2 separate regions of the Mus musculus genome follow, and region 2 is linked to region 1. A link is a contact called in ENCODE Hi-C data. All regions are on one chromosome and are shown on one strand. The core of a region is the stretch at or near the end of the contact, and the rest is flanking DNA. Distances in the headings are between cores, read along the strand shown.

The links. A loop is a pair of places that touch in the nucleus more often than their neighbours do.
Region 2: a loop to region 1 is called in a map of heart, with 7 times the contacts of the local background. The contact joins the promoter of Hoxa10 here to the promoter of D030074P21Rik in region 1. A Hi-C loop is called at or near these places in 7 of 37 maps with a recorded cell type or tissue (adrenal gland, heart and left cerebral cortex).

What each region holds. Positions count from the first base shown.
Region 1 is chr6:49,209,005-49,215,057 of GRCm38, forward strand. D030074P21Rik (a long non-coding RNA gene) reads right to left here and starts at 4,256. Exons shown (of 2, transcript XR_869057.2): 1 at 1-4,256. It overlaps Igf2bp3 (insulin-like growth factor 2 mRNA binding protein 3), which reads right to left and starts at 5,950. Exons shown (of 15, transcript NM_023670.3): 1 at 5,293-5,950; 2 at 4,263-4,323. The coding sequence starts at 5,467.
Region 2 is chr6:52,231,106-52,237,020 of GRCm38, forward strand. Hoxa10 (homeobox A10) reads right to left here and starts at 3,834. Exons shown (of 2, transcript NM_008263.3): 1 at 2,854-3,834; 2 at 92-1,675. The coding sequence starts at 3,829. The coding sequence ends at 1,401. It overlaps Gm52902 (a long non-coding RNA gene), which reads left to right. Exons shown (of 2, transcript XR_003956434.1): 2 at 807-1,546.

The sequences.
Region 1 (6,053 bases), core at 3,006-5,505:
GCCCCTTAGAGTTTGTCACAAAAGGCGTCTGGTCCTGAACAAGAGTCTCAGCAGCCACAAAGGTAAAAAACCAGGGCCAAGAGCTGAGGACAGGCTCCCTATTCCTATTGGCTCTGAGGATGGGCTCCCTATTCCTATTGGCTCAGAGGACGGGCTCCCTATTCCCATTGGCTCAGAGGACAGGCTCCCTATTCCCATTGGCTCAGAGGACAGGCTCCCTACTCCCATTGGCTCCGGATGCATGTGATATTTCAGTAACATCTTTCTCAGGGCAACTGTGAAAAAAACATAGAAGAAGCTACTTAGCAACATCCATTTGCTTCCTAAAAGATCCTTTTAAGGCCAAAATAAGAAATCTCACAAATTCTAACTATATTGAACAAGTAGGAAATTGGGGGAAAAAAAAATCAAAAAATCCCTCCAGCCACAAGCACTTAGTCACACAGTGCCAAGTTTATGTTGTGCACTGAAAAGATAACTCTGCTTGAAATTCCTCCCCAGCCAAGTTCCCTAACGTTAAGCCACGATTCAAAAGTGAGACTATCTGTCCCAGACCACTAAGGAATAGCTTGTGTTTAAATGTTCAATGCTGAAAACAGTGTTTGCTATCCTGACTCTGAAGCTGGCCCCACAGCCAGCAGTTACAACGTCCTGGGCTAATGGGCACAGGGCATCCTTCTATTCTACACTTAACAGCCACTGAGGCAGCACACTAGGTTTTTAAATAGCCACTTACAGTGAGATGAAATTAACGTCCCAGCAACTTCTACTCAACTGACACTGCAAGCACAAGATTCCAGTATCAAAGTAGGTTGTTCTCTTTATCTTCTTGTTAAGAATATGAAGTACTTGAGTGTTAGAACCACAAACTAAGGATCTTTCTTGGTTCATATTAACTATAACATCTTATGATTTTTTTTCTCCTTTACTCAAATATTTATAACCAAGGTTAATAGCTAAATAAATCACAACTCTGATTAAATATGAGTAGGCTGTGAAAAACTGAAAATAGGAAAAAAGGGATCATGAATCTGAAAGTCATGGAAATTTAGCTAAAACCACCATGTCTCAGTTGTGCAGTGTCAGCAACTTTACATTTCTTCTCTTGTGCCCAACAGCCCACAGCATAACGAAAACAGGGCAGCGGTACCTTGTACATAAGCAAACAGCAGAGTCCAGAAGCCCTACAGACACCACAGGCCCTCCCAAACAATCCTTCCTAGGACTGCTACAATCCTTCCTAGGCAAAACTTCTTCCTCACTCACCTCAAATCCGAGAGTTAAAAAAAAAAAAAAAAAAAAAATCAGGCCTGCCTCTGGAAGCTATCAAGCCTTCCCATGCTGTATCTTTTCTTGATTTTGGAACTGAGGGTGTAACACCATCTCAAAGTCCAAAGCATGCTTCTTTTCTGCAAACAGGGATCCTCGGGCCCTGTGCACTCCGCTGTAATCTACAACAGAGGGGCGTCTGAATGCAGAAAAGCCACATTCCTTCCACATTCCCTTGAGACTTCAGTAATGGGGAACTAAGCTTGGTTTGAACCAAACTCAACAATACCCCCTTCCTGCACGGGTCCCGCCCAGCTCAGCTTGCAGCCAGCCTGCAAGCATCCAATCACCTCTGTGCCTGCTCCCCTGTCCATCCCTCTCAGTGCGGCCAGAAACATTCCCCAGCACTCGGCTCCTCCCGACATGCCTTGCAAACAGGTATAAAGGTCACTGCCCTGCAAGTAGGCGTGCCTGCCTCAGATGCCCACATAGTGGTGGAAAATGACTGCAAAGCATAACAAACTCCATCCCAAAGTTCAGCAGGCTACCCTGACGACCAATCGATCTGACTGTGCTGTGCAATCAAGTCACTATCAAAGCAATCCACATGATCAATCACTAACAAAATAATCCACACCTTGCCATAGGTGGGTGAGTGCGCACATAGGGGCCAGGTCACTTCCTGGCTCTTCCAGAGCCTGTGAAATGATGGAAGGGTCCAGATAAGAAGAACTGCACAGCTTCAAGGGTCAGTGAAAACTAAACTATAATGGAGATGAACACTAAAGTTTCCAGAGAGACACAGAAGTCTTTATGCAAAACACTTCAGTAAAGGATTTCTAGCACTCAACTGCTCCCAAGTCAGAAAAACAGAAAGGTACTCCGTCAGCTCACTTCACTCTACCTGTAAGGCCTACGTCACTGGCTAGTAAGACCACATTTAAAACCCTACGCATTCTGGTAGTGGGGTGGGGGGCCAGGGCAGGAAAAGCTTCTGTTGTTATTAATAAACTGAAGAAGCAAGCGTCCAGTAAACATTTGCCCCCACTTGTTACTATCTCCTAGTCTTCCAAAAGAGGAACCCTGCAATTCAAACAGTAACAAGTAACTGTTTCCAGCATAAGCAAAGCTTTAGGAGGAAGACTAGCAGTTGTTACCCAAGTTCCTAAATTAATTCTCCACACATGGGAAGACATTAACTTCAAAAATAAAAAACAGAGGATACAGCAAACTGAGGTCAACCCATTAGCTGGAGCTGAAAAACTCACTTAATGTTTTTAAATTTAAAAAGACATTTAATGTTTTAAATTCACAACAGTCCCTTTGTTAATTATAATCATTTGCCCTGCCCAAGGATTCTGGAGTGGAAGGCCTCTGGCATGCTAGGCAATCATTCTACTAATAGGGTACAACACCAGCTCTTCGTTTTGTTGTATTGCTTACTTTTAATTCTACAGTGGATTTAAAAACCAAGAGCTAAGGGTGTGCCTCAAGTGGTAGAGTGCTCGCCTGCATAAACCAACCCCTTGAAAGATTGGGGGGGAGAGGGGAGTGACGGGAAGGGGGCCGGAGGGACAAGCACTAAGACACACTGGATAAACATGAAACCAACTAGCATGTGTGCAATAAGGTTCGTTTTTCCAAAATGGCTGATTCACAGGCTAGGTCTCTAAACTTCTTAAGGGCAAATGAGTTGTGCCTCAATTGTTTAAATTCCTATGAAACCAAGATCAGTTTGATACTTTTTATCCACATCTACTTTAGAAGAGTAAACAAAAATAATAAAAGACTACATTCTACTATATGAAATAACTTGACCCTTATCAAAATAGACCTAAATCTGGTTACACAAATATCTTTCCAATTATCTTAGGCGAAATTAAACAAGGACTTAAAAAGGAACCTACAAGTATCCACACTAGTTTATTTCTAAAACGAGGAGTGTGAAGTGATTCATGTGGAAGAGAGCTTCATTCAAAACAGTCACACAGCATTCTTGCCCTCTGTCTCTGCAGGGCAAATCCCTCTGTCCCCCAGAGCACACTCTCAGAAACACTTAACCAGATACACACAGCCCTGGTTTGAATTAACTTCAGGCTTATTGTTTGCTCCAGGTTAGGAATGGGGGAAGACTGAAAAGCCAGCCAGAAACCCTAACCCCACCTTGCAAAACCCAGCAGGCTAACCTCAGTCTTTCCAGTTAAGAGTTACAGAGTCGGGGGGGGGGGGGGGGGGGGGGAGGGCAGGGAGGGAGGGGAAGGGGGGCGCTTCTCCAAAAAGCTTCAGTAGCTAAAATAGCCTGCAAATATTTTGTAAAGTGACAGCTACAGATGCTCTCATAGAAGAGAAATCTCAGTGAAGTTGCAGATTCCCCCAGCCTTCACCGTCTCTTGGTGATTATTTGTAAGCAAAATACACCAAGGGACAGGAGGAGCTGGAACAAAGGCACTGTTAGGAAAAAAAAAAACAACAACAACAAAAAAAAAAAAACAACTTTGGAGTGTTTGAAAGGCCCCAGGACCCCAGCATTCACTGTGTTCCAATGGCCGCTGGCTGGCCAGTGAACCAGGGCAAAAGCAACTGTGTTCCTCCTCCTGTATTAGAAGCGCCCACCACGGCGGACCAGCTTCTCCACATCTGTCCTGGACCTGTCTTCTAAATCCCGTAGGTTCCCAAAGACTATTGGCTTTTGAAACTCGGGCTGCCAGTTGAGACCTAAACCTGCTCTGCCAAGAACATGTAGCTGTGAGAGCTTCCTTGACAGGCTTTTAAAACAGCAACAATAACCCAGAAGCAGGGGCCGCAGGCAAGCCCCCATTTACGTCCCAGAATTATCAACGCGCGCGCACACACACCTGCCATAAACTTAAAGGCAAGCAGAAAAAGAGCTAGCTGAACCGTGGCCCCAGCGTGTAAGCCAAAGGGTCCGAGTTTGCATCTGTGTTCTGTGCTTCCTCCCTAAAAAGCGGCCAGAAAAGGGTAAATCCGCTCACCTCTGCCGTTTAGGGACCGAGTGCTCAACTTCCATCGGTTTCCCATGTAGTTCCATTTTACCTGTGAACACACAAGAGGCAAGACGACGGGCTAAATTCAGCAGCTTTCCCCACCTTGAAATCTACAGTCTTTAAGAGAAAACACACCCTGCTTCAGTGACCTCAGCAGGGCCCCAAGATTCCCACCCGACTCAAGGACAAGGGAGGAGCAGGGCAAGGAGAGGGTGCAGAGCTGACCCTTCGGGTGGGTGTGGCTTTTTAACTTGCAGAAAGCTGGGGAGGGAGAGCAAGAGTCAGGCTCACCACTTGGGTTGCAATTTTCGCCTCCTGACCCCCTCCAAGGGCCACCCCGCACCCCAAGGTCTGCAAGAGACACACCCCCAACAAACAGCCTGCCATGGGGGCGCGCGGCCTTCTTTCTGGTCCACATCCAGGTTGGCCTGGAGCACTGGGCGATGGGATTAAAGAGCCAGGGTGCCAGGAGGAGATTGGGCGGCCGGGGTGCTGGTCCACGCGCGCTGACCCATCAAGGCGCCGGCCTCGAGTCCAGCTGGGGACGGTGGAAACCGAAAGGCACGGACAGCTGCTCTCCCCTCGGGCATCCAGGCAGAGCGCACTCAGACACCCGGGCCGCGGCTGCGCGCACGGGCCGGGACTGCGGCGCCGCGCGTGGCAGGGCTGCCGTTCTGGCAACAGCCGGCCGCCGCCGCCCACCTGCCCCTTTCGCTCTAACGACCCCGCGAGGTGGACGCGGCGGCGTGGAGCGGGACCGCCTGGACGCGGCCTCCCCCCGGGCGTAGGCTCAGGCCACTTTCTGTTCTCTACGGCTGGGGGACAGCGACCAGACAGAGGGCCCGGCGGGCGTCCACGCTGGGCCCCAAGGCCCGCCTGGCCCGGCCTGCAGCACGCGCCGCGCCGCGCCCCGCGACTGACAGCGCGTCCCCCTCCCCACCCCCACCCGCCCCGCAAGCGGGGTCCCGGATGGCAGCTGCGGAGACGGGGAGGCCCCGACCACGCGCGCGGGCCCCACCTGAAAGCGCCTCGATGGCCTTGAGGGCCCAGCCCTCGTCCGGGCAGTCCACGAACGCGTAGCCCGTCTTCACCAGGAAGGGGCCCGCCACCGGGATCTTAGCGTCCTTGAAGACACTTTCCAGGTCCGCGGGGCCGGCGTGGTCGCTGAGGTTCCCGATGTACAATTTGTTCATTGTGAAAAGGGGTCGTTTTAAAACCCGAGGAAAATGCTAAATTAAAAAAAGCACCCACGGCGGAGGATGGAGCCGGTGGATTTTGTTCCTCTCCTCTTGGCTTTCAAACCCACACAGTGACCCAAGCACGGGAGCGGCGGGCGAAAACCAGATCCCAGGGTCCTTTTTCCTCTTCTGGGTATTAAAAAAAAGAGAGAAAGAAAAAGCCTAGCGACGAGCCCAGCGTCGAGTCTTCCTAACTCTGGGGAGGAGGCGGGATTAGCGAGAGAAAGGAGGAGGCGCGGGGGGAAACTACTTTTTGTCTCTTCCTCCCCAACCCCTTTGGCAGCGGCCAGCGGGCTGTGAAAATATCACACTACGTGGGGCAGGCGCCGCCTCCCCGTAAAAAAAAAAAACCCCGAGGGGTGACTGGCAGCGGCGAGGGGAGCGGGGCGGGGGCAGCCGCTCCGAGTGTCCGGCTTTTTGAATGAGCCACGTGTTCAAACTACAAATCAACGTCTCACGTGAGGAATCCCAGCGCCTCAATTAGAGTGGGTTTCGGAGGAAAGAGAAAAAAAAAAAAAAAAAAAAAAAGCGAGAGGGGGAG
Region 2 (5,915 bases), core at 2,584-5,083, 3.0 Mb after region 1:
GCTCGGGCTAGCCCTCCTGTTGTAAAAGTGGTGGACAGGATAAAATGGAAGGTGAAGATAAGAAGTCAAAAAAGAGGTGAAATTAAAAAGCTTCATTCCACAGCTTTTATTCTATAAGAACATAAACATCATCTTTTTCCACGCACAGCAGCAATACAATATTAATTTATTCTGATTTAAGATTTTGAAGTAAATAAAGCTAGAACTAACATTTATAATAACGATAGAATGCATTTGCTTAAACAAGATTGGCAATTTTTCATAATAATAGACATTTATACAGATTTGTATTTATAGGTTTTTTTTTTCTTTTCTGCACCTACAGGTTTGACCCTTTTATGCATGTAACTTCACAGTATAAAGGAAATCCAAACAATATCTCCCTTCTCTCATTTTTATTTCTGCTTGCCCCAGCCCACCTAGGCTTCCATGAATTTCAGAAAGCCTACAAAATAAAAAACAAAAACAAAAACAAAAAGTGAATTAAAGCAAAAAAAAAAAAACAACCTCCATTAAATAGGGAGAATTGTGGTGTGCTTTTCTTGTGTTACCAATTGGTAACAGTTTTAATGACGAAAATCCACCAGTTCCACATGTATAAACAAACCTGCATTATTTGTTAACAGCAGGGATATGGAAACTCAAAGGTGAATGAAGGATTTTAGCCAGGCAAGCAAGACCTTAGGCAAACGGGAAGAGAGGTTTCCTTCTCTTGCCCATTTTAATTTTCATTTAAAGCTGGGAGATCTTACAAAAGAAGGAAAAATTAATCTTACTGATTATTTCTTTTTCACTTTTTCAACCAGCCAGGTCAAGCCCTTTAGCTAACCTGAATGTCCATGCTTCCATACTCTGCTCTTGGCCAAGGAAGAAAAGAAGAAAGAAAAGAGAAACCAGGCCTGGACTCCCTGATTAAACACAGCCCAGCACTCCAGGCTGGCGAACCCGGTGGCGGCTCCTTGCACCATTGACCTCAGGCCAGACACCTCAGCGCCGACAATGGGACCTAAGGCTTCCGGCTAAGTTTACCCAGGGCTGGGCAGGAAACCAGATCCGTGGAGGAGTACTGGGGCCCTTTCCTAGCAGTGGGTCCCAGAGGCAGCAAACCCAGCCCATTCAGGACTTGACACTGAGAAAGATCTCAACCTCTATAGAATTTTAGCGATATGGCTTTTTCCCCCAGAAAACAAGCAAACAAACACCAAGCAAACAGACAAAGAAACAAACAAACAAAAAAAGCCAGAACAAACCAGCCCTGCACAGACGAAACGGCCTGGGAGATGGCGAGTGTGGGAGGGAGAAAGGGGCTCCGGCACAGGTGTGAGTTCTGGGGCAGAGGCTGGAGGCAGAGGATGGGTCCAGGCGCTCAGGAAGCGAAAAGACGTTGTCTGGAAGTTTCATCAGGAAAAATTAAAGTTGGCTGTGAGCTCCCGGATTCGGTTTTCTCGGTTCATTTTCTTCAGTTTCATCCTGCGATTCTGAAACCAGATTTTCACTTGTCTGTCCGTGAGGTGGACGCTACGGCTGATCTCTAGGCGCCGCTCTCGAGTAAGGTACATGTTGAATAGAAACTCCTTCTCCAGCTCCAGCGTCTGGTGCTTCGTGTAAGGGCAGCGTTTCTTCCGGCCGCTCTTTGCTGTGAGCCAGTTGGCTGCATTTTCGCCTTTGGAACTGCCTGGAGTTTAAGAGAATACAGAGGGGAAGGTTAAGTCGAGGCCACTCGGGCTGTATGAGGGGGGTGAATTCCGGGTCTTTCCCATTTAGTGGGATGCCCGAAGTCATAGAGAGAGGGTTATGCCCTCCCTCCTTTTGCAAGAAATCCCTCCAAAAAGGCATGACAAAATCGGCCTCAAATCCACACCCGGTCCTCCCAATTTACATTTTCCTCTACTTTTTTCCAGGCACCTGTTTTAGCACCACGCCGCGGGGCGCTGAGAGAATGAAAGGCCGGAGGAGGCGAGGCCGTACATCTTGAACTTAACGCCTTTCTCTGCCTCTCACCCAGGGGCAGGGAAGCATTTCCTGCCGGCCCCCAAGCTGGGGTAAGGGAATGCTTCTTTGGACGAGAGGCTGGCAGCTCCACTGGCTTACCCTAGCCTCCTAGATCGCCCCAGGCTAGAGGAGAAGGGCATAGTTGGGCCAATGGGGAAGTTCCAAAAACCCGATTCTGGGGTCAAGGGCTTGGGTTTGGCTCCTGTCCCTCCAAGTAACCGGAGTGTGAAGCTGGGCAGCACCAGATTCCAGGAGAAGGGGAATGGCCATTCCTAGGTTTTCAGCTCTGGGCCCAAGCGTTCCGGCCGAATTTGTCTTTTCTTTTTTCTTACAACCAGGACTCCCGCCCCTCCAGAAACTTTGAAAAACGCATGGGGGATCGTAAACTCGAACTTCGCCGGTTAATGGGCTTATTTATTGGCTCTGGCGGCTGCTTATTTTGGATGCCTTACAAACATCCGTGCTATCTGCAAGCGAGCCACTTTTCCTCCCTGCCCCTCCCCCCCGCGTGGGCCGCGCTGAGCAGGCTGGGCTAAGGACCAGGGCTTGGGGGTACTCAGGGCCACGAGAAAGTGCAAGCACGGGAGGAGGGCTGCTCGCTGGTGTTCTCATCCCCCAAGTCTGGGTGAGCAGGGGCCAGAGCTGAGGACGTCTTGGTGTGGGGCCCTAAGCCGGACGTGGATTTTTACAGCATCCCCACGCCCAAATATTAAAAACAAGTTCAGAAGGTCAGCCTGCCGTCAGTTTGGGCCAAGGCCTACGGCTGCCGCGCGGGCTTCTGGTCCTCTGCTCCTTCCTTGTGGGTCTGTCTGTCTGTCTGTCTGCCCGTCTGACTTGAGCCCTCGGTTGAGCTCTGCTTACCCAGGGAGTCCTTCTCCGGCGAAGCTTTACTGTTTTCTGAAGGGGCTGGAGACAGCTCCTCAGCCGCCGAGGATGACGCGTGTGCCTCCTCGTCGCCCTGCGAGCCGCCGCCACCGGTGCAAACCAGAGTGGGTGGTGGCGTGGAGTCTAGGACTCGCTCCTTCCCGGCTGCCTCGGTCGAGCCAGAGGCCAGTGCGGGCGGCGGGTCGAAACCGCGCCCCGGGGGCTGCGCAGGAAAGGGACTAGCGAGCTGCTGCGTGCCGCCGCCGCCACTGCCGAAGCCCTTGGCCGTGCCGTAGGCCTGCGACAGGCGGAAGTAGCCGGGTACTGGCACTCCGCTGGAGGCGCCCAGGGCGCAGCCGTCGGGCGGCGGGCCCCGCGGGAAAGGGGCCAGATCAGCGGCGGCCGAGCCCTTGGGGCATTTGTCCGCAGCATCGTAGAGGCAGTAGGAGCTCTCTTCTTTGATGTTCTGCGCAAAAGAACACGAAGTGGCCTGTGGCTGGGGTTGAGGTGGCTGCGGCGGGGGCGGCGGCGGCTGCTGCTGCTGCTGCTGGGGTTGTGGCTGCGGTGGCGGCGGCCCGTCGGGCGGCTCCATCCGGCAGGAGCGGGGCGCGTCCAGCCACAGGTCTAGGGGCGCGGGCGCGTAGCCATGCGTCCCAGGACCCAGGCCCCCGCTGCCACCACCGCCACCGCCTCCGGGCGACGGCGCTTCATTACGCTTGCTGCCCAGCGCGGGGAAGAGCCCGCAGCTTTGCAGCCCGTAGGGCAGGTCGCTGGCAGGCGGCAGGTAGACCCCACCGTGGGCGTAGTAGCCACCTCCACCGCCCCCCGCGCTACCGCCACCAACACCAGCCTCGCCTCTGCCTGAGCTGATGAGCGAGTCGACCAAAAAGGAGTTCGCGGCAGGGCTCTCCGAGCATGACATTGTTGTGGGATAATTTGGCGAAGGGAGCAGATAGCCCTTTCTGGCTGACATTTCTTGTGCAAAACATGCTGAATACGATTAGCAATCCCCCCCGCACCGCGGCGGGCGCTTGCAGCCAATCCCGAGCCAGAGTTTCCACGCGACCACTCCCAGTTTGGTTTCGTAGGCGCGGGGCCGCTCTCTGAGGGCGCCCTCGGAGCCCGCGATTGATATAAATATGTAATCTGTATTGATGGGCCAGAAGACGCACGCCTGACACCTATGGCTCAAAGGCCGGAACTGTGGGGGCTGCCTCAAAGTGGAGGTTGGGGGACCTGGCTCTTGAACCTGTACCCCCCCCCCCCCCATGCAAGGGACTATTTGGAAGCACCCTTGGGCTCTGCGCTGTTAACAAGTGGAGTGTTTATGATGTGCACCCCAGCCAACCTTGGGTGCTCCCATGTCTGCTATGGAGTGGCCATGAGTCCCCGTCGCCTTGATCATTTAAACGGGCCCTGTAGCAGGCTAGCTATCCTATACATTTCTGGGCCTGGAGCTGGCCTCAATTCTTAAGTTTGGCTTCCCAAAGTGGCTGGTAAAAAAGTCATACTAAGGCTGTCAAGATCTTTGGACGGTCCAGAACCTACAGTAAACCAGTACGGCCTCAAACATCTCACAAAGAATGAATATTGTCCGAAATCCATCGGCCGATGATCAATGCCTGGATCCTCTGTCCTCACTGTCTTACACCATCCTCTGGTCAGTGAAGGTTTTTCTCCTTCACTGTGATCAATCGGTTCATGCTCTCTACTCCTGTCATCCAACCTTGCACAGCTGCCTTAGTGAGGTGAAAAATCAATAGACTGGCAAGAGCCCACCACCACCACCACCACCACTCCCGACCTCCCAAACCACAGTTCAGAGGCAAACGCATACTCCCCATCCTCTACCTTTAGAGGACTAGAATGCTGGCTTTGGGTCTCTGGCCTTTCTGTGCTGGCAGAACTGGAAGGAAAACCTTGGGAGAATGTGTCTAGCAAATACCTCCGCCACACTGCTTTCTCTCTCGCTCTCCTTTGAGCCTAAACATTCCTTGGCTCCAGGAGGTTCTGACCAAACCTGTCTGTACCCCACTCTACCCCCAAAGACATGGCGAGGGCAGTCCTTTTCCCAGCCATTTTTGTCGTATACTGTGCACATTTTAACAAGGTGGTGATGAGGAAGTCCATTCCCTAGGAGGCTGAGCTGGGTTTGGGCCCTATTATAAGAGACTCTAGAGCCCAGGGTGCTACCTTTGGGCAATTGAAAATGGTCAGCCTACGGCATGCTAGCCCCCAAATGTGGACCTTATATCAAACTTAGGAAAGGTGACCTTTTTCGGCAGGATCCATGGAGCTTGCATAGTGGATGCTTTACTTCTGACCTGTGGGTTACAGGGTCTCCAGGATGCCCCAGTCCTGCCAGCTCCAGTTGGAACTAGAGAGCTACTGACTGCCCAGGACCCTTGAACCACATTGTTCAGACCTCTGCAAATGGCAGGGAGAGAGTCTTGCTTTTAGTTGGCTATATTCTGGTTCCTCCCAAAAGGAATCCAGGACAAAAACAACCCTGATAGCACTCTGAGAGGGAGAGGACACAGGGAAGCTGACCAGGTAGAGGCTAGGCTCTGGCTTCTGAGATGCAAGACACTGCAGTTGGTTGCAGCTGCTTGGCAAGCCCACACCCAGGAGGCTATGCCTCTGCTAATACTCAAGAGGAATCTCTGCCAGTTCTACCTCTGTCTCTCGAGAGGTGATGGGTGGGAGGCCTGGGTATCTGAGCATCTAAATGTAAAAGAAAGGGATAAAGAAAGAAAGAGGGACAGAAGGGGAAGAAGGAGGCAAGGAGACAAGGGAGGAAAGGAAAGAGAGAAAGAAATTCAGATGAGCAGCAGCTCTCTGCAGACAGCCTCTCTGGAAAATAAAAGCTGGGTCTATGTGAGACACCATTAACTATCTGATTTGCTTCTGTACCCAAGGCCAAGGCAAATTTTCACACAGATAGGCCTTGTTACCCTACCTTAAGCTTCCAGATGTGCGTGGTCCTTGCTCTGTTCACTAGATAGGTGGAACTCCTGTGTTCAACAGTGCCACCTGGAAATGTCCTGAATCTGGGACTG